2 separate regions of the Mus musculus genome follow, and region 2 is linked to region 1. Evidence: chromatin loops called from intact Hi-C (ENCODE). Cell type or tissue: gastrocnemius. All regions are shown on one strand. Links, peaks and the distances in the headings refer to the core of each region. The heading gives the core; the rest is flanking DNA. Region 1 holds the start of Hibch (3-hydroxyisobutyryl-Coenzyme A hydrolase). Region 2 has its middle 28 kb from the start of Mstn.

Region 1 (16,361 bases), core at 4,376-12,375:
GTGTTTTGGGAACTTTCTTGGGGATGGAAACAAATGCCAACCACCTACTTAAAGGACATCAAAAATAAACCAAAATAATTCCATTAATGCAACCTGGAGAACCAAAACTCATGTCGGGGTTACATTACAGAGCATGTATGAGGGTTACTTACAGAGCATGTATGAGGGTTACTTACAGAGCATGTATGAGGGTTACTAACAGAGCATGTATGAGGGTTACTTACAGAGCATGTATGAGGGTTACTAACAGAGCATGTATGAGGGTTACTTACAGAGCATGTATGAGGGTTACTTACAGAGCATGTATGAGGGTTACTTACAGAGCATGTATGAGGGTTACTTACAGAGCATGTATGAGGGTTACTTACAGAGCATGTATGAGGGTTACTTACAAAGCATGTATGAGGGTTACTTACAGAGCATGTATGAGGGTTACTAACAGAGCATGTATGAGGGTTACTTACAGAGCATGTATGAGGGTTACTTACAGAGTATGTATGAGGGTTACATTACAGAGCATGTATGAGGGTTACTAACAGAGCATGTATGAGGGTTACTAACAGAGCATGTATGAGGGTCACTTACAGAGCATGTATGAGGGTTACTTACAGAGCATGTATGAGGGTTACAATTACAGAGCATGTATGAGGGTTACTTACAGAGCATGTATGAGGGTTACTTACAGAGCATGTATGAGGGTTACTTACAGAGCATGTATGAGGGTTACTTACAGAGCATGTATGAGGGTTACTAACAGAGCATGTATGAGGGTTACAATTACAGAGCATGTATGAGGGTTACTAACAGAGCATGTATGAGGGTTACTAACAGAGCATGTATGAGGGTCACTTACAGAGCATGTATGAGGGTTACTTACAGAGCATGTATGAGGGTTACAATTACAGAGCATGTATGAGGGTCACTAACAGAGCATGTATGAGGGTTACTTACAGAGCATGTATGAGGGTTACAATTACAGAGCATGTATGAGGGTCACTAACAGAGCATGTATGAGGGTTACTTACAGAGCATGTATGAGGGTCACTTACAGAGCATGTATGAGGGTCACTTACAGAGCATGTATGAGGGTCACTTACAGAGCATGTATGAGGGTTACTAACAGAGCATGTATGAGGGTTACTAACAGAGCATGTATGAGGGTTACAATTACAGAGCATGTATGAGGGTTACTTACAGAGCATGTATGAGGGTTACTAACAGAGCATGTATGAGGGTTACTTACAGAGCATGTATGAGGGTTACTAACAGAGCATGTATGAGGGTTACTAACAGAGCATGTATGAGGGTTACTTACAGAGCATGTATGAGGGTCACTAACAGAGCATGTATGAGGGTTACTTACAGAGCATGTATGAGGGTTACTTACAGAGCATGTATGAGGGTTACAATTACAGAGCATGTATGAGGGTTACTAACAGAGCATGTATGAGGGTTACTTACAGAGCATGTATGAGGGTTACTTACAGAGCATGTATGAGGGTTACTTACAGAGCATGTATGAGGGTTACTTACAGAGCATGTATGAGGGTTACTTACAGTGCTTACGTGTAACTTTAAGCAGCCACGCCACCAGAATGTTTTGTCCCAGCAAATTTGTCAACTTTCCCACAGTTGCATGGATGATGTTCCTGCTTCTGTTAGCCTTCCATGATCTAAACACTCTGGCACCTTCCAAGACCATAACATAAGGTCATGTGCAATTAGCACAAAATTACAGACAAAAGACTGGGAGGTGTAGGAGGGAGAGGCTGGAATCTCAGGTGAGGGTCCACTAAGTCTCTCTGTCAAGAGTCTACAACCCTGGGTTTGGAATGCACCGTGTGTGTGTGTGTGTGTGTGTGTGTGTGTGTGTGTGTTGCCATGTGCGTGCGCGTGCGTGTGCGTCTGTGAAGATGATGGTTGTTATATTTGAGGATAGTTCTCTACAATACCATATAATCCAATCATCCTACTCCGAGTTTGAGTTAAAGGAGCCAGACACTTACAAGAAAACTTGCAAACTTACACATGCATTTTATTAGCTTCATGTATAAATCCAAAACATAGGTATAACCATGGTGTTCTTAAATAAATCCATACAAGAATATAAGTCACAAAAAGAAATGAGCTACCAACACGAACATCCCACAAATGTTAGAATGAAAATTAAATAATGTTTTCTTCTAGAAAGTTAAACTGAAAAGACTAACACTGTGAGATTTCAACTGTAGGATATTTTGAAAATGGCAGAATTCTGAAATTCACACAAAGATAAACATCGGTCAGAGATTTAGGAGAGAGAAATGAATAGTGGAGATGTGTTCAAACTAATCTGTATAACACTGTACATGCCATTAGATATTTATTAAAATTTTTGCACAAACTTTCCATTTAATTTTCTGTAATCAAAATGTATTTTACAAATCAAAGTCCATGAAATTTTAATTTATATTTTGATTATTTATTTTGCGTATGAGAATGTGGAATCTATAATTTTTCCTAATTTGGTAAGGATGCAATACAATACACTCTGCTGAAGAGCCCAGTGTTTCCCATTCGTCTATAAGCTAGAACCTGCTGAAGACAAGTGTCCCCTGTGTGTGTGCACTGGAATCTGCTAAAGATCCCAGTGTTCCTGTGTGTGTGTACACCAGAATCTGCTAAAGACTCAAGTGTCCCCCCATGAGAGTACACTAGAATCTGCTGAAGAATCTAGCAAATACACCAAAACTCTGATCATAACAACCCCAGTGAAGTTTAAATTATGGAGGTGAGGCACAGGCATGGGAATTTTGTTTAAAGTGTCACAAAATGACAGAGTACAAGCAAGTGGCCCAAAAGATTCTGGAGTCCTTAATAAGGCGAGTGCCTATATGCCAGCTCAAACTTAACCACTCCCCAAGACATATGCGGGCATGAAAAACATGGGCCTAACTTCAAATCCCAGTTTAATTTGAGATACAGTTCTGCTGGCATCAAAATAAGGTAGCCCACACCTACCACACCCAAGTGCAAAGCACTAGGCAAGGCACTTGCAGGCACAAACATACCAGACAGACGGATGACAAGGGAAGAAAGGTTAAGTGTAACTAAATCCTCTGCCATTGCCTATACTAATCATATTGTCTCCATTTAGTGCTATGCATAGTAAACTATTATTTAACAACTGAACTTGGGGCTTGGGATATAGCTCAATGATACAGCACTTGGTTCAATCCCTATTACATACAACAAAAACAAAGCATGATATTTGAGAGTTCAAGCTACAAGTAATTCCAAGCTTAATCATCTCTCACTTTTCTGCTACCTCCAAAGCTGCCCTTGGGAGACAGGGGAAGGTTCCACACATCTGTGGAAGTTCGGAAGTCTTTGTCCAGTTATCAGCAAGCCTATGTAATCCCTGGAGACAATGTGAAATTAGTTTTTCAACTGTAGCCTAGACAAGGACCATGTGTACACTGGAACCTGGCTCAAAATGCAGAATATTTTTACTCCACCAGAGTCCTACTATAGAAGAGACTGAAGGCAGGACATGGAACTTTGTACAATACACACTAAGGTGCATGGCTTCAGTTCCAGCACTGGGGAGGCAGAGGCAGGTTCAAGGCCAGCCCAGTCTACAGAGTTACAGAGAGACTCTGTCTCAAACAAACAAACAATAACAAAAACAAAACACCACAATCTTAGAATAAAAATGTCAAAAACTTCTTTACAAATTATCCAATAAAGCAAATATAAGTTTACAAAATCACACAGCTGTATTTGAAAGTGTTCAAGCAATGTAGGGTGATAGGAGATTGCCCCAGCAGCCCTCAGGGTGAACAGGTCAAAAGGCAGATAAGCAACCCGGGTGAAATGAACACAGCCACTTGTTTACTGGGTGGTGAAGTGAAAACTCTGGAAACAAAGAGGACTTTACGCAAGAATAGGAAAGAGAGTGCAGTGTCCTTAAAAGGTCACTGGCTGCTTTATAGGATGAATAAGAATTTGATTTTTAGGTTGCGTATGCGGTGACATAAAGCAGAAACACTCAATAACAAATGAAGAAAAGACCCTGAAGCTTAACAGAGAGGTGAGGACTTGAGGACACATCAGGAGGTAACAGGCACAGATCACCAGAGGCACCAGAACCTGTACCTATCTGTAAGAGATAAATACAAACACTGTAGCTCACAATGAATGCTAAGAACTTATGCCTGGTTTGTGAGTGTCTTTTGATATTACTTTGTTCCTATTTAGTCAACGTTTATTTTAAAACAACAAACATTTTGTTTAAATCAAGAGACTTTGTCTAAGCTGCCATTTTCCAACTGAGAGGGTACAAAAGTTTTAAAAGACACTCTGACAGTTGCAGGGACAGTAGGTGTACATTTTACCAACAGCATCGATGCCAGAGCTGAGAAGCTGTCTCTGAGGCAAAGAGCCTTCTCCTTCACCCAGCAGTCCCCGCCCGGCCCCCACTGCTATCATGTAGTGACCATCACTACATGTTTCTGCTTGGTCTGTTTGGGTTTGTGTCTCCTGGCACAGATTTCTAAGAATGCATAGTAAGCCTCAAAAATTGCACTGATGTCCAACCAGACATGAAGGACAAAGGCAGCAAGCAGCATCCTGCTTGAACAATGTAGGCAGGCAGAGTGCAACAGGTATATTGCTTAACAGCAGTCTTGGTTTTGCTTTTTTGTTTTGTTTTGTTTTGTTTTGGGTTTTTTGTTTTGGTTTTTTTGTTTGTTTGTTTCGTTTTGTTTTTTTTTATTTTTGTTTTGTTTTGGTTTGGTTTGGTTTTGGTTTTTCGAGACAGGGTTTCTCTGTGTAGCCCTGGCTGTCCTGGAACTCACTTTGTAGACCAGGCTGGTCTCAAACTCAGAAATCCGCCTGCCTCTGCCTCCCCAGTGCTGGGATTAAAGGCATACGCCACCACGCCCGGCTAACAGCAATCTTTTTACAGAGTTAGCTAGCCTTCTTTATCTAAAGCTGGCTTTACAATCTGTAATTTTTTTTTCTTTAAAGTACTTATCAAGGTCAGTAACTAAATATCACCTGGTCTTAAGTATTTACTTAAGGATTGGTAAGAATATCTGGCCCACACTGCCTACAGCATAACCAGTGCCCAGAACAGTGCTTCCCCGTAGCTACAACAGATTATTTTACCCATAAAGGAAACGTAGATTCAAATCCTTGAGATCCAGGCTAGTAAGCTTGTATTTCACTCCATTACCAGGAAGGCACTTAGGAGAGCTTCTAAGCCAGTGAGAGCAGGCACTGAAGTAAAACTCAGTAACATTTATGTATCATTCACATCCAGGACTCACTCAAGCTGGGAGAAGAAAGTGAGCCCATTCAGTTTCTGCAAAGTGTACAAGTGTTAAGTTGAGGGTGATATATACATCTACAAGAAGAGGCAAGGGTTGGGAGGGTGGGAGAAATAGCTAACAGTAGGAGGCTACAGGCCCTACCAAAATGATGCTGGGTGCTTGTTTCCTGCTGCATCATTCACAACAGCAAACAAATGGAAGCAGCCTAGACAGCCATCAATAACTCAGATAAAGGAGACTGTGGCACATGGGCACAACAGAAATTGAGAGCAGGAAAGCCATGACATTGGCAGGAAAGCAGGAACTGGAAGTTACCATGTGTCTTAGTTAGGGTTTCTATTGCTGTGATGAAACATCAAGACCAAAAGCAACTTGGGGAACAAAGGCTTTATTTGGCTTACACTTTCCTATCACTGAAGGAAGACAAAGACAGAGTAGGAACTCAAACTGGACAGGAACCTGGAGGCAAGAGCTGATGAACAGGCCAGGTAGGAGTGCTGCTTATGGGCTTGTCATGGCATATTCATGACAAGCATGCTTTCTTCTAACACCCCAGACCACCTGGACAGGGATGTCACCATCCATAAAGAGCCAGGCCCTCCCACGTAAATCACTAGTTAAGAAAATGCCCTACAGGATTACCTAAAGCCCCCTCAGATGGAGGCATTTTCTGAACTGAAATTCCCTCCTCTAAGATGATTCCAGCTAGTATCAAGTTGGCATGAAAGCTAGTCAGCACACTATGTTAAGCAATGTATCCCAGGCTCAGACAAATACAGCATGTCTGTGGATGCTAGAGAGAGAGAGAGAGAGAGAGAGAGAGAGAGAGAGAGAGAGAGAGAGAGAGAGAGAGATTGATGGTAAGTGTAGGTCATTAAACTAAAACAGGACCATGAGAGCAGAAAAGGATCTCTTAAGGGAAGGCTACAGGATGGTAGGGAGGGAATGAGAGTAAAAGACCAAAGTGCCATGAAGCAGAAGAGCTAGGGAGTAGAGGAGGAGGGCTGACCAGCACACTGACAGCCAGGGGAGGAGAGTGGGGATAGAACCAACAACAGAAACACAGAAACAGTGTGTACAGAACTGCCACAATGAAACTCATAGCTTAGTATCCAACAAAAGACAAAAATGAGTGATAGAGATCATTTAGAGATCTAGCTGACATATAATTGAATTCAATTGCATTTGAAGTACAATTGAAGCATTCGGCATAGGACTCAGAATAATCAACTATACAATACATTTGAAAGTTCTCTTCTTAAAGAAATGCTGTTGAGACAGAGAAAACCACCCAACTGCTAAACTGGCACTGCAATGTTAGGAACACAGGACAGCACCAGAGGAGCAAAGGAAGGCTAAGTTCAATGGCATTAGCCAATCACATCAACCAAGGCACACCCGCCCCTTTCCTTCCAGAAACTCTCCGGATCTCCCTCCAGGTTTGTGGAATCCGCTCCTCTTGACTGCATGACCTTGTCTCCAATCCCTTTTGCTATCCCAGGACTGGATCTAGGAAAGGGAGACCTCAGATCAGTACTGTCCAATTTGGTCCTGGCACTTTACATGTTGAAATGTGGAGTGAAATAGGGACAAGCTGAACCACAGTAATGACAGAATCTTTCTAGATGAAGTTAACTTTGTTAATATACATGCCTCTAAATTATTGTTCCCAAATAATTTAGAATTTGCCATCATCAAGAAGCAACAACAATGATTATGTGAGCAGATGCTATTATTCACCACAAAAGAAAAAAGAGAAGCAAGGCAACTTCTACATGTAACAAAAATACCTGAGTATCGTTGGTGCTTTCTGCTAAAAAGGCACTATTCTTTTTAAGATGTTTTGTTTTGTTCTGTTTTTTGAGACAGGACTTCTCTGTGTAGCCTTGGCTATCCTGGAACTCACTCTATAGACCAGGCTGGCCTTGAACTTAGAAATCCCTGCCTCTATCTCCCAAGTACTGGGATTCAAGGCGTGCGCCACCATGCGCGGCTTAAGATGTGTTTTTAACTATGTATATATGTATGCCCATGTAAGTACAAGTGTCCAATGGATCCAGAAGAAACTATCAGATTCCTTGGAGACGGAGTTAAAGGTAGTTATGAGCCACACGGGAAGCAGAACTTTGTCCTCTTAGCCAGTCCTTTAAGAGCAGTATAGGCTCTTAAAACCGCGGAACCATCTCCCTAACTCCACTGGTAACTACTCATTTAGAACTAAGAAACATTCTATGCCTTTGCAGGAACCTTCCACAACAGACTGTAAGGCATAAGAAACGTGCAGACGGAACAAGGGTGCGTTCCACGTCTGAGATGCTCCTAGACTGCACAGATGTCTAACAGCACACATTTCATCGCCCAAAAGTACTTCAGTGAAGAGTTCCACAGGGGGGAAATTGAAGTTTTTGCGTATGGTACTGGGGAAAAGGAATTACACTAGCCAAAGCTCCTAAAATGGGTGCTACCACATTTCCTTCTGCCAAGGTCCGATTGCAGTGAGAGACACTCTTAGAAAGTTAATATCTGCACTGCTCCGGTCAAGCCACGCTAAATGGTCACAACATTATTCTGTGAGTTCCAATTGCCTGCGCTGCTACTACTGCTAGCTGAAATAATCAAGTTCCTTACCCGGAGCCCAGGTACACAACCTGTCATTTCTGTGTGACTTAAGAAAATACCCTACACAGTAAATCAGGTGGCACGTCCCCACACAGCGCCCAGTTCCAAGAAAGAAAATAAATAGGAGACAAACGGAGGGGGGAGAAAGTTGTGGGACGTCAAGGCCTAACAGATGCTAGAGGACGGAAAATGAAGGTGCTGTTGCAAGAAAAAGAGCAAAGTCAGAGGACGCATGTCGTTGCGATCGCCGCTGAGGTCGCCGCGGGGCAGCAAAGCAGAGGCTGCCATACAAAGGCGACTAGATCTGCGAGACCTGCGGGGACACTTGTGAGCCTTTTCCCCCAAGCCGGCCCTTAGCTCTGCCTTGCTCACCAACTCACCTCGACAGGAGCCGCCACGCATATGGCTGCCCCATGGCCTAAAAACCCAAGAGCAGAAGAAGCAGAGTGTAGTGGTTCCACCGGCTCTGGTAGTTAGACCCGCCCACAGCCCCGCCCACAGCCGATGAGAGCAGAGGAGAGCCGGGGTCACTGATGACAAGTCCTCCGGTGGGCCAGAGCGGCCCAACGCCTACACTTCCGCTGCGCTACGCTCACGGGCCCGGCCGGGCGGGGCGGGGCGGGGCAAAACAGGAGCAGTTAGGAAACCAGCAAGAGCAGTGGGCAGGGCCACACTAGACAGGGCCAGGCCGGGTAAAGGTGGGGCGGGTCCTGGCTAGGGGCGTTAACTAGTGAGGGGAGGAGGAAGAGGAGGAGCCAAGACGAAAGCTGAGAGGTGAGTAACCAAAGCAAAGAGAAAAGTAGAAAAACTTATTTATAATAGCCAGAAGCTGGAAAGAAGCCAGATGTCCTTCAACAGAGGAATGGAGATAGAAAATGTAGTACATTTACACAATGGAGTACTACTCCGCCATTAAAAACAATGACTTCATGAAATTCTTAGGCAAATGGATGGAACTAGAAAGTATCAATCCTGAGTAAGGTGACCCAATCACAAAAGAACACACAGTATGGATATGAGCCCAAAGGCTCGGCAAGATACAATTCACCGACCACAAGAAGCTCAAGAAGAAGGAAGACCAAAGTGTGGGTGCTTTGGTCCTTCTTAGAAGAGGAAATAAAATACCCACAGGAGGAAATACAGAGGCAAGTGTGGAGCAGAGACTGAAGGCAAGGCCATCCAGAGAATGCCCCACCTGGGGATCCATTCCATATATAGTCACCAAACCCAGAGACTTTTTATTGTAGGTGCCAACAAGTGCTTGCTGACAGGCGCCTGATACAGCTATCTCCAGAGAGGCTCTGTCAGAGCCTGACAAAGAGGTGGATGCTCACAGTCAACTATTGGACTGAGCACAGGGTCTCCAATGGAGGAGTTAAAGAAAGGAATGAAGGAGCTGAATTGGTTTGCAACTCCATAGGACAAACAACAATATCAACCAACCAGAACCCCCAGAGCTCCCAGGGACTAAACCACCAACCAAAGAGTACACATGGAGGGACCCATGGCTCCAGGTGCATATGTAGCAGATGATGGCCTTGTCAGGCATCAATGGGAGGAGAGGCCCTTGGTCCTGTGAAGGCTGGATGCCCCAGTGTAGGGGAATGCCAGGATGGGGAAGCCAGAGAGGGGGGTTGGTTGGTTGGGGGAGCATTGTCACAGAAGCAGGGGGAAGGGGGAGGGGATAGGAGGTTTCCATAGGAGAAGGAAAGGAAGAGAGGGGATAACATTTGAAATGTAAATAAAGAAAATATCTAATAAGAAATTTCAAAAACCTTTAAATATAATTTTTTTACTACCACATTTAATGTAAAAAGATTGCATTGCCTTTTCTTTGTAATATTGAGAAACAATAAATACGGTAGTGGTTTTTACTTTAAAAAATGGAAAGGAAAGGAGTTTGCTCCCTAGACTAGGCTGTCTTGAAATGCCCAGTTGATTATCTATGTTTGGCTTTTAAGTTTAATCAGCAGGTATTAATTGATCTGAAGGAGTTTGTGTAATTTTTTTTTTTTTTTTGGTTTTTTGAGACAGGGTTTCTCTGTATAGACCTGGCTGTCCTGGAGCTCACTTTGTAGACCAGGCTGGTCTCGAACTCAGAAATCCACCTGCCTCTGCCTCCCGAGTGCTGGGATGAAAGGCATGTGCCACCATGCCTGGCTGTGTAATTTTAATAATTTTTTAATGAAAAGGTAAATTTAAACCAGACCCGATGACACACACCTATAATTCCAGCACTCAGAAACCTGAAACAGAATGGTCACCTGGGCTACACAGCAAGACCCTGTCTAGGAAAACTAAGTAAATTAAATGTTCTTTGAGTCAGAAACATATGAGATGCATTTGACATTGAGGAAAGACCAGAGTTTAGTACTCTACATAGCTGAACTTGCTTCGAAACATTGCTAATTATCTTCAGAAAAGTTACAGATCCCTCAGTCTTCCTCTGAGACAAAATATCTGATTAAGAGAATGCTCACAAACTAGAAATATCAGTGAAAACATACCTGTTCTGGAAAGCAGCTTATTAAATAAACCCCATATTTAACTGTCCACTGTGGTGATTTGAACATACTTGGCCCAAAGGAGTGGCACTATTTGGACGTGTGGCCTTGTTGGAGTAGGTGTAGCCTTGTTAGAGGAACTGTGTCATTGTGGGCTGGGCTTTAAGACCCTTGTCCTAGCTGCTTGGAAGCCAGTCTTCCAAACAAGGTATTGAACTTTCAGCTTCTCCTGCACCATGCCTGCCTGGACGTTGACATACTCCCACCTTGATGATAGTGGCCTGAACCTCTGAACCTGTAAGTCATCCCCAATTGAATGCTGTCTTTATAAGAGTTGCCTTGGTCATAGTGTCTAATCACAGCAGTAAAACCCTAACCAAGACACCCACTACTCTTGAGTTTCTTCTAGATTCATACAGATGTCTAGCTGTAAGCACATCAACAAAAACGTGTTGGCATATTAATAGTAAATGAGGGAATCTGAGAAGAGTTTCAGAGTGAAAAATTAAAGGGGTGTTTGTCATCCACTGAAGTATACCCTGACCTTAAAGAAGTTATTCTTAGTCTTTGGCATATTGTAAGATACTTGATCAGAAATGATCTTTCTGTCCTGGACCAAATATAATAGTGGCTAGAGAACAGAGGAAGCCAACAGACACCATACAAGTGGAAGACACAAAGAATTCCTGACCTGCAGTTAGTCCTCGAATAGGTACAAGTGGTTGCCATTTGGCTTCACAGTCAAAAGGCATCGTGTCCTATTCACTCAGGGAAGGAATGAATCTGTTAGCCTATGCAGCAGCATATGTTACTGGAAAGATGAACTTTTATATTGTAGCTAGAGCCAAACCATCTTTTTCCTGACTTCATGTGAAAGGGGTCTGTGCTTCGCAGTCTTCATGCTTAGAGGGGCCCTATTTTGACTTAATTCTCTGCCATTGAAACTTTTCCTTATTTATTTATTTCTTTACTTATTTTATTGTGTGTATCTATACACATTCAAGTCCAATGGTTTATATGGAGAGGTCAGAGAACAACTTGCAGGAATTGACTCTCTCCTCCCACCATTTGAGTCTCAGGGATGAACTCAAGTTGTCGGGCTTTACTCAGTTGTGTGCCTTTACCCAGTGAACTATCTTGAAAGCCTCTAATAATTTCCTAGGAAAGGATCATGTCGTTTCACTTTGTACATTAAGAAATCAGTCCAACACTCAGCATTACTACTGATTGTATAATATTCTCATTATTAGACAAGGACACCATATCTAACCTAGCTTACTTTCTATTGCTGTGATAGACTGTGACCAAAAGCAACTTGGGGAGGAAAGGGTTTACTTCAGCTTACAGTTTATGAATAATTCCTGCCGTGACTTCAAAGGAAGCAGAGACCACCGAGGAATTCTGCTTGATGGCCCATATGACTGCCATGGGCACATAGTGTATAATCGATATGTGGGCCTTTGCAATTAGCTTTTTTTTTTACTCCACATAGCATTTTTCAAGATTCATTCACATTGCTGCATATATTAGCACTTCACTTCTTTTCTGATTAATACTTTTACTTAAGTGGGATTGTATGGGAGAGGGAGGAAGGAGAAGGGAGGAGGACAGGAAAGGTATCGTGTTTTTAATTGGTTTGGCCCCCATAGACTCTTGTGTTTGAATGCTTGGCCCAAAAGGGTGGGACTATTAGGAGGTGTGGCCTCATTGGAGTAGGTGTGGCCTTGTTCAAGGAAGTGGATCACTGTGTAAGGTGTAAGGTGTAAGGTGGACTCCACCAGTGTGGAATCCAGTCTTCTCCTAGCTGCCTATAGAAAACAACAGTCCCCTTTTGCTGCCTTCAGCTGAAGATGTAGAACTCTTAATGTACAAAGTGGAACTACATGCTCTTAAATAGTTTCTTTCCTGTGCTGTTCTCAAGAGAGTTGGGTGTATCCTATCTCTGACTCACTCAGTCAAATATTTCTCCGATTCTTCAATTTATCTGCCCCTCAATTAGATGTCACTTTCAAACATGCCTTTCCTTTGTTTCATAAGTTCAAATTCCTCTGCATCTCAATAACAAATCTCCCACCTCACACTCTCTCCCAGAATTCCTATCTCTCTGCCCAGAAGTCCCACCTATTGTCTCCTGCCTTGCTATAGGCCATTCAGCTCTTTATTAAACCAATCAAAAGGTTTGGACGGGGTGTTTACAAAACACTAAGACAGGTGATGTTTAACAATGTTGAAGTCCAGTCTGCCTTAACATCTCGGCCACACGTATCAGCATTTGAACAATACAAAGTCTTTACACGGTGCACAAAAAAGATACCCAATAGCACAGACCTGATTGTGTGGGAAAAAATAAGAGTATAAAATTTGTCAAGATTTAAATTAAGTCCCTAGAGCATGTCAAAACAATCCAGAAACCAATATCAGGGTTGAAGTGTTATGGTGTTGATATCCACTGAGACTCTGCATGGCAATATATATATATATATCAACCAGAACAGACTTTACACTCTTATCAGGAGTAAGAAAATGAAAGCAAACCAGACTAGAGACAGAAAGGCCTTTTTTGACAAATTACAAGTGATTAAGAAAAGCAGAATTTTGAAGTGTGTGTGTATGTGTTTATGATCATGGGAAAGGTATGTGTTATGAATAGACAGTTAACATACCATGAAATATTTTATGGTCAGTCAGTTCTTGGAACAATGGAAACAATTTACAATGTGTAATTCACAAAATTATTGAGGAAGAACAAAAAATAAGTAAAAACAAAACAAAACAAAAATCAAGGTGACTTGCACCCAAGGACAGGCTTGAAATCTAACATGGTTAAACTAAAAAGAAAAACGGAGTCAGCTGTTTCAGAACATATATCCTGCAATGGTGTAATTTATCCAGTGAATGTGGCAGTCTCATGTACCCTTGCATGCAGGCCAAATATTGAAGTTCACAAGCACCCACCCCCCTTTACAAATAGCAATAGAGAAACAAGAACTGTTTTTAACACAGACACTTTTCTCTTCTGCGGAAGGAATGTGCATACCTGATTTTTTTTTCCACCCTCAAGGCTGGGAATGGTTGTGCTAATAACCTGGTAATCTTTGCTGTTCTGTAGAGCCCAGCTTCACCCTAATCCCCTTATCCTGAGCATTGCTTTCACTCAATAGAAGCCATTCCAGTGGAAGAGGTCATAGGTACTTTGCAAAAGATGCATACTTTGCAAATGTGCTTCAATTTAGCCATACCATTTTGTTGTGATAATTGTTGAGAGAAAACTTTATTCTAAAGTAAAATATGTGCTTAAATATGTTTTTTAAGAAAGAAAGGAAGGAAGAAAGGAAGGAAGGAAGGAAGGAAGACAGACAGACAGACAGACAGACAGACAGACAGAAAGAGAAGGAAGGAAGGGAGGGAGGGAGAGAGAGAAAGAGAAAGAAAAGAAAAGAAAAGAAAAGAAAAGAAAAGAAAAGAAAAGAAAAGAAAAGAAAAGAAAAGAAAAGAAAAGAGAGAGAGAAGGAAGGAAGGAAGGAAGGAAGGAAGGAAGGAAGGAAGGAAGGAAAGAAGGAAGGAAGGAAGGAAAGAAAACCTACTTGGGGTAAGATTACAGAAGTTTGCCCAGCCCAGCTAACTAAGTCATGGTGAAGTGGCTTTCCTTGTTGCCTCTCACAGTTCTCTTCTCTGCTGACTGTAGGGACCTGGTACACAGAGTGCACACACAGATGATAGGCCACCTGTACAAAGTTCAATGTGCACTCACATAAGGGACTGAGGCAACACAGCTGAAGGCCTCTCACTCTCTTAACACACACACACACACACACACACACAGAGGTGGATCACAGGTGTGTTTAGAAAACAGGCCTTAGCCGGGCAGTGGTGGCGCACATCTTTAATCCCAGCACTCAGGAGGCAGAGGCAGGCGGATTTCTGAGTTCGAGGCCAGCCTGGTCTACAAAGTGAGTTCCAGGACAGCCAGGGCTATACAGAGAAACCTTGACTTGAAAACCCAAAAAAAAAAAAAAAAAAAAAAAAAAAGAAAGAAAGAAAGAAAGAAAGAAAGAGAAAACAGGCCTTGTCAGTGGCCACCAACAATGCGGAGCTGTGTATACATTCACAAAAGATACTGCATACCCTCCACTCATGTCACAAGGCTCAACAGCTCTAACTGAGCTGCCATTCACTTAATCTCCATGTGCAGCGAAGCAGCCTGCTGGAGCCTGAGGTTTTAGAGGTGTGTTAGGCTTAACTAATGAAATCTGGCTCTATCTCCTTGTTCTGCACCTACAGTAAAATGAGCCCCTCTGCAACCAAAATTGTTAATCTGTGAAAGTACTTTTCCTATTTTTTTTTTTTTTTTTTTGGTTTTGGTTTTTCGAGACAGGGTTTCTCTGTGTAGCCCTGGCTGTCCTGGAACTCACTCTGTAGACCTTGAACTCAGAAATCTGCCTGCCTCTGCCTCCCAAGTGCTAGGATTAAAGGCGTGCATCACCACTGCCCGGCCTTTCCTTTTTTTTTTTTTAATTGAAAACATTTCTTTCTTACAATATATTATGATCATGATTTCTTCTCTCCTAATTCCCCCCAGATCCTCTCCACCTCCCCACCCACCTAACTCCATGCCTTTTTTTTCCCTTTAACTTTAGAAAATAGATCAACAACTCAGAATAAAGAAAGAAAAGGCAAAACAAACACACACACACAAAACCCAAACCCATAGAAACACAAATCAAAATCCCTAATACATAAAAAACCAGTAGGACACAAATTGCCCAAACACAGCAGTATGAGACAAAAAGTCTACAAAGGCACCATTGAGTTTGTGTTGCTATTTACTGTTGGGGATGAGGCCTACCCTTAAGTGTGGTTTATATATTCAGTGAGACTATACTGAAGAAAACTAAGTTTTCGTTTGCAAGTGGATGTAGCTTGAAGATAGCTTCTTGGTTAGGGATGGAAACTCATGTTCATTTTTCCCTGCTCAGGACTGGGACTCCATCTTCTTTGAACCTGTGCAGGCCCCGTGCTCACTGCCACAGTCTCTGTGAGTTCGTGTGTGTGTGTGTGTGTGTGTGTGTCAGTCCTGTTTGCCTCTTGCCCTTACCATCTTTCTATCTCCTCTTCTGCATAGCTCCCTGAGCAGTGAGGGAAGGGTGTTAGTAATCAGGCATTCCCACTAGCCAGCCCTCAGCAACCATAGTCACTTACTGCTGCCAGATGTGCCAGGTGTGCTAGATGCATAAGTGGGGCCCCAGCCACTCCTGATCTGTCTGCCTTCCCTCACCTCTCTCCTCTCCTCCCCTCCCCTCCTCTCCCCTCCCCTCTATCCCTCCCTCCGACTCCCTCTCTCTCTCTCCCTCCCCTCTCTTTCTGTCTCTGAGTCTCCCATTGTTCCCTCTCTTTGTGACCCTGCCTGCCTGCCTGCCTGCCTCTACCTCTCCCACATGTTCCCACTCCAAGATGACTTTTTGCTCTCCCCCTCCCCAAGGAAACCTCCTATACTAGATCTGTTGCAGGCATAGTTTTGAAGAGGTCCACCAAAGGTACCCACCCTCTCCACATTTATCCTATCAAGGGTTTGATGAAGACCTCCTATTTAGGATTGAGTTGTCCAAAGTGTTGCATTTTCTGCCCATTGTCCAGATGTGGGTCTCTTGTTAGTTCTCATCTACTTCAAGAGGAAGCTTCTCTGATAATGACTGAGTCAGGCACTGGTATCTATGGGCACAGCAAACTGCCATTAGGACTCATTTATTGCTGTGTTCCTTTAGTATTTAGTTTTCCCTTAAGCCAGTGGTCTATCCGATCTCAGATTCTTGGCCATCTAGTATCAGACATAGGTTGTATTGTGACAATAACTTTTATTCTACAGAGATAATTGTTGTCTCAGGCTTACTGCCTTAAGCTGCCAACTTAGGCCTAGTTCTGGAAG
Region 2 (16,361 bases), core at 4,604-12,603, 190 kb before region 1:
GCTCTATTGTCATAGAAATAAGAAAGTAATACAAATCTTTTTATATATTTTTATTAGATATTTTATTCATTTACAATTTAAATGCTATCCCAAAAGTTCCCTACACATCCCCCCTGCCCTGCTCCCCAACCACTCTTGCATCCTGGCCTTGGCATTCCCCTGTACTGGGGCATATGATCTTCACAAGACCAAGGGCCTCTCCTCCCAATGATGGCTGACTAGGCCATCTTCTGCTACATATGCAGCTAGAGACACGAGCTCTGGGGGTACTGGTTAGCTCATATTGTTATTCTTCCTATAGGGTTGCAGACCCCTTCAGGTCCTTGGGTACTTTCTCTAGCTCCTCCATTGGGGTTCCATCCAATAGAAGACCGTGAGTATCCACTTCTGGGCACTGGCATAGCCTCAAAAGTGATAGCTATATCAGGATCCTGTCAGAAAAATCTTTCTGGCATATGCAATAGTGTCTGAGTTTGGTGGTTGTATATGGGATGGATTCATGGGTGGGGCAGTCTCTGGATGGTCCTTCTTTCCGTCTCAGCTCCAAACTTTGTCTCTGTAACTCCCTCCATGGGTATTTTGTTCCCCATTCTAAAGAGGAACGAAGTATCCACACTTTGGTCTTCCTTCTTCTTGAGTTTCATGTGTTTTGAAAATTGTATCTTGGGTAGTCTAAGTTTCTGGGCTAATATCCACTTATCAGTGAGTCCATATCATGTGAGTTCTTTTGTGACTAGGTTACCTCACTCATGATGATATTCTCCAGATCCATCCATTTGCCTAAGCAAATTTTCATAAATTTATTGTTTTTGATAGCTGAGTAGTACTCCATTGTGTAAATGTACCACATTTTCTATATCCATTTCCTCTGTTGAGGGACATCTGTGTTCTAAGAAAGTAATACAAATCTTACCAAGTGAGGTTTCTCATTTCAGCTGCTGTATTTCTATTGCTCTAAAATCCATTTTTTATGTTTTCTTTTTCATGTTCATGCTTTCTGGTAAAACAATAAGCATTTTTATAATTGTGTTGTTTTATTGCTGTGGTCCACATCTGAACATTGTATCACTTATGAATTGTTTTGTCAGTTATTATCAACTATTCTTCCCTGTTATACATCATATCGTCTTGCTTTGTTTGGTCACTCTGCACTTCTGTATAGCTTACTTTGGACACTAGCATACCCCACAGATGCCCAGTCATTGTGGACATAGCTCCCTTTCTCAGACTCTCTCCCCCACAGTGGGAGTTAGTGGATATCTCATTGGTTTTTAGTGCCTTGCTTTAGAAGCTCTATCTTACTAGTCTGCCTGGTTTTTTCCTCTTTGCCTCTGGAACAGCTCTTACACCACAGCCGTGTTTTTGTTAATTTTCTATCTTTCAGGTACCACAGTATGATGCTATAGTGGTTACTTTCTTAAAATGTTATTTCTTGTATATTACATTCTGTTCTAGTGGTTTACAACAACAAGGCTACTACAGTATCAGCTAATCACACACAGCCTCAAACAGAGGATCTGGAACATCCCAACACAGCAAGGGGTGGGGAAGAGAATGGGAGGAAAGGTGTATTTTTGTCTTGCTTTTAAACCAGCACGCTCAAAAATAATAGTCAATCTAGCTGTGAAAACATGTTCAGCCTCACAGTCAAATAAGAAGATGAAATTATCAGGGACACAAGTTTCTTGTTGAAGTGTTAGGGTTAGAGTAGAAACAGAGAGCTATCCCGTCCAGGTAGTGCTGTGGACTGACTTCACGTTTCTACATGGTGCTCTGTGATCTGAACACACTTTTTCACAAGGTGCTATGGCTTGGAGCATGCATTTCCACATGGTACTGTGGTTGAAACACATGTTTCCACATGGTGAGTTGTCTTATCAGGTGCCCAAAGCCGTGGGCCACCTGATCTTGCCTGGAAATGTGCTCTCTAGAAAATGTGGACTAAATATATCTTTTTCCTCATAAGTTAATCACCCCATATATTGATAAGAAAAAGTGAGTAAGATGATGGGAGTGTGCATTTTACAGTTTGTCTCTGTGTGCATGTGTGTACAAGGTATGTGGACATGCAAAGGTCAGAGGTCAACACCTTTGTGGTCAGTTGTTTTCCTTCATTGCTTTACATCTTTGTTTGTTTGTTTGTTTTGTTACTATAGGGTCTTCCTGGATCCTGGGACTTACCCTGTCAGTTAGACTGGCAGGTCACAGCAGCCTTGAAGTCTGTGTCCACTCTCTAGCATTAAGGCTCAGACAGCTTGCTGGCACACTTGGCCTTTACCTGGGTGCTGGGGATCTGAACTCAGACCCTCATGCTTTCAGAGCAAGAACCTAGCTTGCTTAGCCCTCTTTTCAGTTAGTTCTTGATGCTTTAAATTTTAAACTTGCCATGACCTTTAACCCAGAAAGATCTATTTTTCGGAGGGAAAAGGAGTTACCCTTTGATCAGATACTGAAAATCTCTCAACGATCTCCACAAAGCTTGTAATGGAGCATGCTGGAAATGATCTACATATTCCACAGTTAGGCTCGATGAAATAACACAATATCCCCAGGCAAATTTATCGGTACTAATATAAAATGATAAATGCAGTAAATGAAATTTGAAAAATGGAAAGGCAAAATTTAGGACAAAACTGTACAATTCTAAAAAGAAGTTACACCTCATGGTAGCCAAGAGGGTAGGGTAAGGACTGGGAGGGAAAGAGAAGAGAGGGGAACACAAAATGTCTGTAATAGCTGGCGAAGTGAGTTCCTAATGTCCCACCTCCTGATAGGCTGGTAAGCAAACCCTTAGAATATGAAGTTTTGAGTTCACATTTAAGATCAACTCTAGCACAGGCTAGCAATGTGCAGTGTGATGTTCTTGCTGTGCTAGGCAGCAACAGTGGCCACAAGTCACAGGTTAGTCACAGTGCCACAGGGTTTCTGTTGTTAAGGCAGACTGTTCAGTAGGCTGCACTTGTCACATATAATTTTGATGTATGCTACTTTTGATTCATGGTGGATTCCTTAAGATGGCACCTTGTTGTAAGGAGAGCAGCATCTGAATTATCTGAATTTAGTTGGATTTGGGGTGGTAGCACTCCCGTGGAAAGGAGCCCCATGCATGTGCATTACACAAAGCTGTTCATTGTTTGCTTTGTTACAGCCTTGTTGGGCCTGCCAGCACATGGTTGCCTGGTAAATAAGATATCCTGAGAACATGAGTTTGGTTGCACAATAGATACTAGTGTGTGCATCTTAGGCATCTCCTGGAAACTACTCGATGGTGAAGCTGACATGTGAGAATGCAGACAATTCATTCGTTCTCAGTCACATAAAAACCATCCTTCCTTGGTTATAGAAAAATATTACCTCACCTTATGTCTATAAGGATAAAGTTCCCTGAGTAAATGCATTAAATGTGAGTTGTCCTTTCAGCAAAATTACAAGAGTGCTTTAAAAATAGTTTCACTGGTTCCAAGTTAAGTCTCACTAACCAAAAAAAAAAAAAAATTAATAAATACATGATGACCTCACACTGCAGAGTGGGAGACAGACTGGTAAGCAGATACACTCAAGTTGAGTGTGGTAAGGCTTCTTCTGACGGTTGAGCAAAGAGCTGTCAGTGAGGAGACATGGGCACTTTGCTGGAGCCAGTCAAGAAGGTTTAACAGAACAGGTGACATTTGAGCTAGATCTTGAAGGATGAACAGAAGTTTGCCAAGTGGATGAGGTGATCGCTATATACAGGGCCAGGCTCTTGGTGAGACCCAATAAATGTCAACATGCAGTTCCAGTCAAGGAAGTGTTCCTGGAAGAGGACACCAGGCCGTTCAGCTCAAGGAACACTTATTGAGTACCTTGTGTATATCAGGCACAGCTCCAGGCTCTTCAGTCCTATGTGCCAGGCACATCTTGTGAAGACGGATAATTATACAAGGACCTGGTGTGAGCCATGTTCAGAGCTCCTATTTTTAGCATTAGCTCTCCAGATGGAGCAGGGATGCTTGTTTTAACACTGCTGACGCATTCCCTCCTGATTGCAACCCCCCACTACCGCCCTGATCGCCCTGAGAAGCAGGTAGCCAATGGCTCTTCCAGACTTGATGTTAAGAAGTCTAGCATGCCTACTCTCATCCCTGTGCTCCAGGCTACCCTGGTCTACACTTGGAGTCAGGTCCGGGCAGCAGCTCTCCCTCACCCCAGGGGTGGAAGATACCTGATGCTGTACCTACCTTCAGCTAACTGACCTAAGGAATACAACTGCACTCTGAACCTGCTCACCCATAACATTGTGACACTTAAATGTATTTTACTATAATACAGTAGAATATAGGCAAGTATAGACACTACTATAAACTGTATAATTATGAGTAGTATTTACACTACTATAAAATGTATTATTATGAGCACAGAGCCTATACATCCTATACCTACTATAGCATGCTTATACATTCAAGGAATACTCCATAGCTGTTTTCTTAGCATTTTTGCTGACACAAACAATAAAGAAATGAGCCAAGTCCAGTGGGGAAAAAAGTTGTTTTTTGTTTGTTTGTTTAATGCTCATAAGTTAGAGATGAGAATTACTCTAACCATTATACTAAGAAATGAAAGCACAGAACATTTAATTTAGGCTGAAAACATGATTAAGATTGAAAGTCAGATCTCATGAATCCCTAGGCCTCTCTCTACTAATGCAGTCTGTATCAATGCTACCATTATATTTATATCATATGCCAGATATAATAAAAGACATTTCTATATACTGTCTTGCCTGAATTTATTCTTTAATTAACAAGTTAAAATTGTACAAATAATTTATATTTACATATAAGCCCATGTTGTATCTTATAATTAAATTATATATATTTATGTATATTATATATAAATATATTAAAATATAAATGGTAGACAATATAAGGTTTGAAAATATACATTCTATTTTATTTTTTTAATTTTTTATTAGATATTTTCTTCATTTACATTTCAAATGCTATCCCAAAAGTCCCCTATACCCTCCCCCCTGCCCTGCTCCCCTACCCCACTCCCACTTCTTGGCCCTGGTGTTCCCCTGTACTGGGGCATATAAAGTTTGCAAGACCAAGAGGCCTCTCTTCCCAATGATGGCTGACTAGGCCATCTTTTGATAAATATGCAGCTGGAGACAAGAGCTCTGGAGTACTGATTAGTTCATAATGTTGTTCTACCTATAGGGTTGCAGACACCTTCAGCTCCTTGGGTACTTTCTCTAGCTCCTCCATTGGGGACCCCATGTTTCTTCCTATAGCTGACTGTGAGCATCTACTTCTGTATTTGCCAGGCACTGGCATAGCCTCACAAGAGACAGCTATGTCAGGGTCCTGTCAGCAAAATCTTGCTGGCATATGCAATAGAGTCTGTGAGACGGCTCAGTGGTTAAGAGCATTGGCTCCCCTTCCAGAGGGCCTGGGTTCAAGTCTCAGCACCCACTGGTCGTTCCTGACTAACTGAACTCAAGCTCCAGGGGTATCCTACATCCTCACACAGGAAAACAACAATGCACATGAAATAAAAATTAATACATCACTAAGAAGAATAGATTTATTTTGGGCTGGAGAGATGGCTCAGTGGTTAAGAGCACTGACTGCTCTTCTTGGAGGTCCTGAGTTCAAATCCATATGGCATCTGAAGGGTTGGCCATATGGAACAGCTCAATACCATATGTCTTGGAGGACCTGGGTTCAATTCTCAGCACCCATATGGTTACACACAGCCATCAGTAACTCCAGCTCCAGGGATCCAACACCCTCTTCTGACCTCTATAGGCACCAGACACTCAAGTTGTACACAGATAACATGCAGGCAAAACATCCACACATAAAATAATATAATTAATCAATGTAAAAAATTGTAAGTGGTTTTAACTCCTAACTAGGTTGGTAGTGTGCAGCTGTTTTCTAACACTCAGGAGGCAGAGACAGGAGGATTGTCATGAGTTGAAGGCTAATCTGTTATACACAGAGAGTCCTAACTCAGCCTAGGCTACACAGGAAAATCCTGCCTTAAAAAGAAAAGCGATGGTAATCTTCAAATATTGAAGCTGTAAAAAGCACTGAACATTGAGCTCTACCTTTGGCACTTTCTTGTTGAGTGTCCTTGATATTGCATAAAATATTGTGAAAGAAATAATCAGTGTTTCTGAAAAGACATTCGGCTTTTATACATATGGAATGATTGCAACTTGAACTCTTACTGGGGTCACACTATAAATAATGCCTTGAAAGGGCTTCGGGAGAACAATTTCTCATTTTCTTAATCAACTTGATGCAAAGTCCATCTTCTGCCTCTGACTTATGCTGCCAACATTCTCCTAAGTACTGACAGGCATTCTCCCTACAGCTGTCCCTGGCTCATGCTTTAGTTGGGCTGCACTGTGGACGTATCTCAACTCTCAGTCACCTCTACTCTGCTTGGCTGACTCCAATCTTCCAATAACTCTTACAGTCGATATGGGAATGCTGACAGTAGCCAAGGGAACCCCTTGGCTTCTAGACATAGCCTCCTTCTTCCTTCTGCAGGCCAGTACCAACCCTTTTCTTATTTTATAACCAGAATCAGCTAGTGACTGTTGGTTTTAGTTGCATAAAGAGTACATGGTGAAGGGACATCCTAGAATTTTTCTGGTGATTCTTAGAAGAATTATTCTTCACTTAGATATAAGAGCACTGCATCATGGAATTTGAAACATGAGCTTGTGAATAAAAAAATAAAACTAAAATAAAAGAACAACTCCTACCTTTTGGTTCTTAGCTTAGTATTCTGGCTTTGAAAAAAACATGATAAATTAGTGAATGGCATGCTTTTCCAAGACTCATATATGTTCATGAAACAGTTGTACAAGCAAGTCTACTATAATTGTGGGGCAGCTTCATGATCTCATTTGACAACATAAGTAAATGATAGATAATTCATTCCACCACTGTATTATCATTTCGTCTTTCTCTAGTAATGAGATGGGCCCTCTGAATCTTTCTTAAATGATGTCCCTTAGTCAAAAGCATTATTTAGGAGGTCCCACCATCCTTAGCGCTGTCACTGCATAGGTAGCAGGGCAAGAGGAAATTACAGGGAAAGAAGACACGTTCTTTCATCATTTTTCTTACATTGGTGATACAATTCTAATACAGTCTCTGTCACTGAGTACCAAGCAAGGCCTGAGAGTGATGTCACCATAGTGATGTCATACTGGCCTCTGTTGTTACTGAAGATGGGTACTCACCAGCAGTAGCAGCCACATCAGCCTTGGTGATATGCTTTCTAAAGTCATATATAACAAACATGCTTTCCCAAGACCCAAATATCTTCATGAACCAATTGTACAAGCACAGAGTAAGTAGTTAATGAGACTAGCTAACTGGCATCTGAAGGGTTGGCCATATGGAACAGCCTACTTGACTACTGACAGTCTCTTTCTCAGTTGATGCCTAGCAGTATTGTTCATCTGAGACAAAAATCAGCTGACTCTGCCTACTCTTAGATATCTATCTTAAAACTCATCTTCAGACCTCCTTTACTTGGTTTCCAAAAGTGCCTTTAAGTTCTTCACTTTTGCCAGTTAAATCCTTGCCATTGCATTAATGTAGACCTCTTCTTATGAGAATCTATCTGTCTGCCCGGTCAAATGAGCAGTCAGGCAAAGCCATGCACCCTGAGGCTTGCTGCCTTCCTCAGTGGCAGCCTTGGGTGTTGATCTTGACCGTACTGACCTTGATAATGAAAGCAGAGAAACCTCTGTTACCATTTGAGTCTAAACACGACAAACATCTATCATAACCCCTTTACTAAGCCTTTTCTGCTTTCTGAAGGACAAAAACATCACCTTTTCTATAAAACATAAGCAACATTCTTTTTTAAAAAAACAGTTTAACAATTAAAAAATTTTTCTCCGAACACCACACAGACACACACACAAAAAGAAAAAGAAGCTAGGCACATATTGACATACTTAGGGAAAATGGTACGGAAGTCCTCACTGCCATAAAACAAAGCAAAAACAATTGGTCCTGTAATCCCAATTGTAAAGATGTAAAAAGTGCAATGCAGAAGGAGTTTTGTGAAACTTTCACCTTGTGGCACTGCAACAGAATGGAGAAACACACAAACCCCTGCCCACGACATGTGTGAGGAACTCAGGTGTGTGGAGTAGAGCAGGAGAATGTTGCTTATCTGAAGGAAACTGGAGATCCCTCTGGTGGGTTGTGGGTGTGTGACCCCTGAACAATGGCTACAGAGCAGGAACCAGAGGCAAATGGGTTGGAGCCCTTCAAGATAGGGGCCGGCCGGTCATGTCATTTCCTCTTAAGCCTTTTTTTTTTTGTAGTGCATTATCACCAGTAGGGTGTAGGAGTACCTAACTGAGGATGGTGTAACACTGCTTGGGAAATTGAAATGTCATGCTAATAGTGGTCAGCCAGATCAGACGTGTGTTTTAAAACCACTGTATACTCCAGAGATTTTTCTTGGCCTCTACAGTCTTTGTGCTACAGATATTTTGTAGATAAAAAAAAAATTCTTCTTGGATTAAACACCCACAAGGATTGAACAGGAGTTTTTATTGTCCAGCATGTGATCTAAAGCAAGTTGTAGAGCCTGTTTATGAAAGAGTAATAGTAAATGTTGTCTGAACCTAATTCCAACTTCCAAATTCAAATGTTCTCTGAGGGTGTGTCTGGGAGCACTGACTATGATGGAAATGCACAGTATGACATTCTGAAGGAATTAATGAAATGTGAGGTTTTAAAAAGACTCAGTCATAATTTATACTAGCCTACATTTAACTTCTAGAGTTGAAAATAACATGGGTTCCAGCAGGGGTCACTATTCTCACAAATCTGGTGAGCTTCCATGTTTGGACTGTGAACAGATCTGCTCTTTCTTTAGCTTCACTGACTCTAATAACTCCCTGTTCCCATATTTTCTTCAATGGACATGGGAAAACCCATGAAAGCTGTTGTCTTCTCTTGCTCTCTGATTGTGTTTATTTACTCACTCTTTTTAACTTTGGAAAACTATGATGACTATATTTCTTCTACATTTAAGAAATGCCTTTTAAAAACACAAAGCCTAATTCTAACTTGACATTTTTTTCTTCTAAAATGTACCCTCAAATGTGTTCACACCCTCTGAGACACAGAAAACCTACTGTCCCTGAGAAATCTATAATTCTGCAGTCTTGTTGATGCCTTATAACTCCTTATAGAAAAAAGTCTACATATATGAAATGAAACCAGAAACAGAAATGGTCATTATGGTGGCTTGAATATGCTTGTCCCATGGGAAGTAGCACTATTAGAAGGTATGGCCTTGCCCCTTTCATCCATTCTGCCCCTTATGTCCAGCCCTTTCTGCTGGGGCAGACTCTTGGCTGGTCTGCTCCAGTGAAGTCACCATATCCTGATCCATCTTAAAGAACATGCTTCACTCAGAGCAGGTGGTAAGGAACCCCCCCCCCCTAGAGTCCCAGAACTGCTGCTGGGAGCCCAGTAGACTCAGGACCCATCACCCACCAAAACCCCCGCCATCCCAAATACCACTCCCCTTCAGTCTCTTCCACTCCTTCTGCTCCGTCCTTTCTGCTGGGGCAGACTCTTAGCTGATCTGCTTCACTAAAGACACAATATCTTGAGTCATCCTAGAGGACCCAGTGCACTCAGAGCATTTGAGGACCCACTAAACTCAGAGCACTTGAGAACCCACTAAACTCAGAGCAGTTGAGGATCCACTGCATGCAGAGTAATTGAGGATCAGCTGCACTCAGAGCAGTTGGACAACACCTTGACTGCTCCACTGAAGACCCAACAGTCTGAAGGCCTCCCAGGAGATCTACTGCAGCCAGGGCAACAGATCAGCAGCTTCTCTGCCCCTGAAAAGAGCCCCCAGTTCGAAGGCCCCACAGGTAGTCTGCTACAGCCAAGGCTGCAGGTCTACCAGGAGACCTGAAGCAACCCAGGAACAAAAGAGGCAGACTCCAGACAGTCACCCAAACTAACAAATACCAGGGATATCCAGAAGGTAAGGGGCAAGCACAAGATCATAAGCAACAGAAACCAATATATGTGAACATTATCAGAACCCAGTTCTTCCACCATTGCAAGCCCTGAATACAACAACACACCTGAAAATCAGGAAGCTGACATAAAATCCTATCTCATGAAGATAATAGAGTCCTTTAAGGAGGATACCAATAACTCACTGAAAGAAATACAGGAAAACAAAGGTAAACAGGGGAAGGAACTGAATAAAGCGACCCAAGACCTAAAAATGGAAGTAGAAACAAAAATAAAACACACACACACACACACACATACACACACACACACACACACAAATGGAGGCAAACCTGGAAATGGAAAACCTAGGGAGGAGGTCAGGAATTACAGATGTAAGTATCACTAACAGAATACAAGAGAGAAGAGAGAATTTCAAGTGTCGAAGATACAGGAGAAGAGATTGTCTCAACTGTCAAGAACAATTCAAAACATAAAAAAAAAAAAATCCTAGCCCATAGCATCCAGGACATTAAGGACACAATGAAGAGACCAAATCTAAGAATAATCAGAATAGAGGAGAAGCAAGATTCACAGCTCAAAGGACTTGAAAATATCTTCAACAAAATCATAGAAGAAAAATTCCCCAACCTAAAAAAAGAGATGGCCATAAAGGTACAAGAAGCCTATAGAATACCAAATAAATTAGACCAGAAAAGTAAATCATCTTGTCACATAATAATCAAAACACTAAACTCAGAGAACAAAGAAAGAATATTAAAGCTGCAGGGAAAAGGGCCAAGTAACATACAAAGGTAGACCTGTCAGAATTACACCAGACTTCTCAAACAGAGACTATGAAAGCCAGAAAAGCCTGGTCAGAGATCATGCAGACTCTAAGAGGACACAAATGCCAGCCCAGGCTACTGTACCCAACAAAACTCTCAATCAACATAAATGGGGAAACCAAAATATTCTAAGACAAAACCAAATTCAAGCCGTATCTATCTACCAATCCAGCCCTACAGAGGATCATAGAAGGAAAATGCCCACACAAGGAAGATACCTGCAACAAAGGACAACATATTAAGCATCTCACAACACAGCCAAAAGGAGAGAATTGCAAGCACATAAAGCCACCCACAAAAACAAACATATCAGGAACCAAAAGTCATCTGTTTTTAGCATCTCTGAATATTAGGGGACTCAACTCACCTATAAAAAGACATAAGCTAACAGACTGGATATGCAAACAAGATCCAGCATTTTGTTGTATACAAGAAACACACTCAATAATAAAGACAGGCACTATCTTAGAGTAAAAGGATGGAAAAACGTCTTCCAAGCAAATGGTCCTAGGAAACAAACAAACAAACAAACAAACAAGAAAAGAGTTGCCATCCTGATATCCAATAAAATAGACTTTCAACCAAAAGTTAACAAGTTTGATGAAGGGCACTTCATATTCATCAAAGTAAAATTCTATCAATAGAAAGTCTTAATTCTGAACATCTATGCCCCAAATGCAAGGACACCCACATTCATAAAAGAAACTTATTAAAGCTCAAAACACACATTGAACCTCACTCAATAATAGTGGGAGCCTTCAACACCTCAGTCTCACCAATGGACAGGTCATAGAAACAGAAACTAAACAGAGAAACAGTGAAACTAAGAGAGGTTATGAAACAAATGGATTTAACAGATATCTACAAAACATTTCATCCTAAAACAAAAGAATACAGCTTCTTCTCAGCACCTCATGGAACCTTCTCCAAAATCGACCATATAATTGGTCACAAAACAACCCTCAACCAATACAAGAAGATTGAAATAATACCATGCATCCTACCAGATCACCATGGCCTAAGGTCTTCAAGAACATCAAAAACTACAGAAAGCCCATATACATGTGGGAACTGAACAACTCTCTACTCAATAATAACTTGGTCAGGGAAGAAATAAAGAAATTAAGGACATCCTGGGATTTAATGAAAATCTTGACACATCATATCCAAACTTCTGGGAAACAATGAAACCAGTGCTAAGAGGAAAGTTCATAGCACTAAGTGCCGTGGTAAAGAAACTGGAGAGATCTTATACTAACAACTTAACAGAACACCTGAGAGCTCTAGAACAAAAAGAAGCAAACTCACCCAAGAGGAGTAGAAGGTAGGAAATAGTCAAACTCAGGGTCCAAATCAACCAAATATAAACAAAGAAAATAATACAAAGTATCAACAAAACCAGAAGCTGGCTCTTTGAGAGAATCAACACTATAGGTAAACCCCTAGCCAAACTAACTAAAGGGCCCAGAGGCAGTATCCAAATTAACAAAATCAGAAATGAAAAGGCAGTCATAACAACAGAAATGGAGGAAATTTTAAAAATTCATTAGATCCTACTATAAAAGCCTATAATCAACAAAACTGGAAAATCTAGACGAAATGGGTGGTTTTCTAGACAGATACCACATAACAAAGTTAAATCAAGAGCACATAAACTATCTAAACAGGCCCATATCTCACAAGGAAATAGAAAAAGGTCATTAAAAACCTCCCAAACAAAAAAAGCCCAGGGCCAGATGGATTTAGTGTAATGAGACCTTCAAAGAAGACCTGAAACCAATTTTCCTCAAACTATTCCATAAAATAGAAAGAAAAGGAACACTACCTAATTCATTCTATGAAGTCAGAATTACTCTGATACCTGAAACACAAGGACCAAAGCAAAAAAGAGAACTAAAGACCAATCTTGTTTATGAATATAGATGCAAAAATACTCAATAAAATTCTTGCAAATGAATCCAAGAACACGTCAAAACCATCATCCACTATGATCAAGTAGGCTTCATCCCAGGAGTGCAAGGATGGTTTAATTTATGAAAAGCCATTAACATAATCCACTATATAAACAAACTCAAAAAAAATCACATGATCATCTCCTTAGATACATAAAAGGCATTTGACAAAAATGCAACACTCTTTTATCTTAAAAGTATTGGAGAGATCAGGAATTCAAGGCCCAGACCTAAACATGATAAAAACAATTTACTGCAAAGCAACAGTCAATATCAACTGAAATGAAGACTTACTTAAAGCAATCCCACTGAAATTAGGGACAAGACAAGGATGCCCACTCTCTCCATATTTATTCAATATAGTACTCAAAATGCTAGCTAGAACAATAATACAACAAAAAGAGATCAAGGGGATACAAATTGGAAAGAAGAAATAAAGGTATCAATATTTGCAGATGATATGATAGCATACATAAGCAATCACAAAACCTCTACCAGAGAACTTTTCCAGCTGATAAACAACTTCAACAGTGACTGGATATAAAATTAACTCAAATAAATCAGTAGCCTTCCTTTATACAAAGGATAAACAGGCTGAGAAAGAAATTAGGGAAACAACTCCCTTCATAATAGCCACAAACAATGCAAAATACCTTGTGGTAACTCTAACCAAACAAGTGAAAGACCTATATGACAATAACTTCAAGTCTCTCAGGAAAGAAATCAAAGGAGATCTCAGAAAATGAAAAGATCTCCCATGCTCATGGATCGGCAGAATTAACATAGTAAAAAGGGCCATCCTACCAAAAGCAATCTATAGATTCAGTACAATTCCCACCAAAATCCTAACACAACTTTTCAAAGATAAGTAAAAAGCAATTCTCTAATTCATCTGGAAGAGCAAAAAACCCAGAATAGGGCCAGGTGTGGTGGCATACACTTTTAATCCCAGCACTTAGGAGGCAGAGGCAGGCGGATTTCTGAGTTCGAGGCCAGCCTGGTCTACAAAGTAAGTTCCAGGACAGCCAGGGCTATACAGAGAAACCCTGTCTCGAAAAACCAAACCCAAAGCAAAAACAAACAAACAAACAAAATCCAGAATAGCGAAAACAATTCTCAACAATAAAAGAACAGCTAGGGGAATCACCATCCCTGACTTCAACTTTACTACACAGCAATAGTGATTAAAAACTACATGGTATTGATACAGAGACAGACACATTGATCAAGGGAATAGAATTGAAGACCAAGAAACACACACACACACACACACACACACACACACACACACACACATTTATGGACACTTGATCTCTGACAAAGAAGCGGAAAATATACAATGGAAAAAGGAAAACATCTTCAATAAATGGTGCTGGTCTAACTGGTTGTCTGTATGTAGAAAAATGAAAATAGATGCATATTTGTCAACTTGCACAAAGCTCAAGTCCAAGTGAATCAAAGACCTAAACATAAAACCAGATAAAATGAATCTAATAGAAGAGAAAGTGGGAAAGAGCCTTGAACTCATTGGCACAGGGGGAAATTTCCTAAACAGAACTCCAATGGCTTGTGCTCTAAGATCAAGAAATGATAAATGTGACCTCAGGAAACTGGAAAGCTTCTGTAAGGCAAAGGACAAAGTCAATAAGACAAATCAGCAACCTACAGATTGGGAAAAAAACTTCACTAACCCCACATCTGATAGAGGGGATATAACATCCAAAATATATAAAGAATTCAAGAAGTTAATCACTAAAAGCAAACAAAGAAACAAACAAACAAACGAATCCAAAAAGGGGGTATAGAACTAAACCAAGGTTTCACAACTGAGGAATCTTGAATGGCTGAAAATTATCTAAAGAAATGTTCAAAGTCCTTAATGATCAGAGAAATGCAAATCAAAATGACCCTGAAATTCCACCTTACACCAATCAGAATGGCTAAGATCAAAACCACAGGTGACAACACATGTTGGAGAGGATATGGAGAAAGTGGAACACTTCTCCATTGCTGGTAGGATTGCAAACTGGCACATTCTGAGAACCAATCTGTAGGTTCCTCAGAAAATTGGAAATAGATCTACCTGAAGACCCAGCTATACCACTCTTGGGAATATACCCAAAAGATGGCCCACCATGTCACAGGGCATGTGTTCCACTGTGTTCATAGTGGCCTTATTTGTTATAGCCAGAAGCTGGAAACAACCCAGATGTCCCATTACAGAAGAATGGATACAGAAAATGTGGTTCATTTCCACAATGGAATACTACTTAGCTATTAAGAATGAGGACATCCTGAGTTTTGCAGGCAAATGGATGGAACTAGAAAATATCATCCTGAGTGAGGTAACTCAGACCCAAAAGAACATGCATGGTATGTACTCACTAATAAGTGGATGTTAGACACACACACACACACACACACACACACACACACACACACACACACACAAAGTACAGAATACCCAAGATACAGTCCATAGAACTGAAAAAGACCAACAAGCTGAAGTGCCCAAGTCAGGATGCCTCAGTCCCACTTGGGAGGAAGAAGAACGCAATAATAAATGGGGAGGGATGGAGGGACCTGGAGGGAAAATGAACAGGGGGACAACCAGATCTGCTATTCAGTGAGAGAAAAGGACTGAACTCTTGAAGGTCAGCAGAAAAATTGGAAACAGGCAACCTCGGGGGTTAAGAGGGAGCGGGGACCCTCCAGAATGTACCAGAGACCTGGGAGGTGAGATATTCTCAGGACTCAAAGGGAGGAACCTTAGATGAAATGCCAAACAGTAGGAAGAGAGAACTCATTTGATGCCCAGCAGGAACACAGGTCATCAAATGAGGGAGAAAGGGGCCATCCTAGGGTCATATCTCCAACCCATAATTGTTCATGTCTGAAAGAATTACAGGGATAGAAATGGAGAGGAACCTGGGGAAAAGAAGGTCCCCTGATAGGCCAGAAGTGGGATGTAGCTCAAGGAGAGGTCTGAAGGTCTGACACTATTACTGAGGCTATGGAGCACTCACAAAAAGGGACCTAGCATGACCACTCTCTGGAAAATACAACAAGCAGCTGAAAGAGTCAGATGCAGATATTTGCACTCAACCAATGGACAGAAGAAGCTGACCCCCATTGTTGAATTAGGGAAGGCTGAAAGAAGCCGAGGAAATAGGCGATTTTGTAGGAGAATCAGCAGTCTCAATTAATCTGGACCCCCAAGATCTCTCAAACACCAGACCACCAAATAGGCAGCATACACCAGTTGATATGAGGCCCCCAACACACATACAATAGTGGACTGCTGGGTCTGTGTTCATTCAGAGATGATGCACCTAACCCTCAAGAGACTGAAGGACCCAGGGAGTTTAGAGGTCAGGTGGGATAGGAGGTGGGGACATCCACGTGAAGACAGGGGAGTGAGGAGGAGGTATGGGATGTGGAACAGTAGGAGGGTGGGTGGTGGGGGGCCAGGGGATAAAATATGAAGTATATAATTAATTAATTAAAAATTTAAAAGAAGGTATGGCCTTGTTGAAGTAGTTGTGGCCTTG

Evidence for each region. Hi-C counts contacts between places; a loop is a spot of excess contacts. Peaks named below come from ENCODE experiments on the same cell type or tissue, not always from the same donor. Only the 100,000 strongest peaks of a DNase experiment are listed, where the experiment ranks them.
Region 2: it touches region 1 in a loop (2.6-fold over the local background); 3 of 42 quality-filtered maps call a loop at or near these places.

What each region holds. Positions count from the first base shown.
Region 1 is chr1:52,837,098-52,853,458 of GRCm38, reverse strand. It overlaps Hibch (3-hydroxyisobutyryl-Coenzyme A hydrolase), which reads right to left and starts at 8,421. Exons shown (of 14, transcript NM_146108.2): 1 at 8,315-8,421. The coding sequence starts at 8,349. In gastrocnemius, for the core only: a CTCF peak has its summit at 8,263; DNase peaks (open chromatin) are centred at 7,905, 8,516, 9,151 and 9,528; H3K4me3 peaks cover 2,175 bases; H3K27ac peaks cover 2,101 bases.
Region 2 is chr1:53,025,239-53,041,599 of GRCm38, reverse strand. No RefSeq gene overlaps it. Among named protein-coding and RNA genes, the nearest start is that of Mstn, 28 kb to the left of the region's middle. In gastrocnemius, for the core only: a CTCF peak has its summit at 8,823 (motif pointing right); no DNase peak of the experiment used is centred there; H3K27ac peaks cover 118 bases.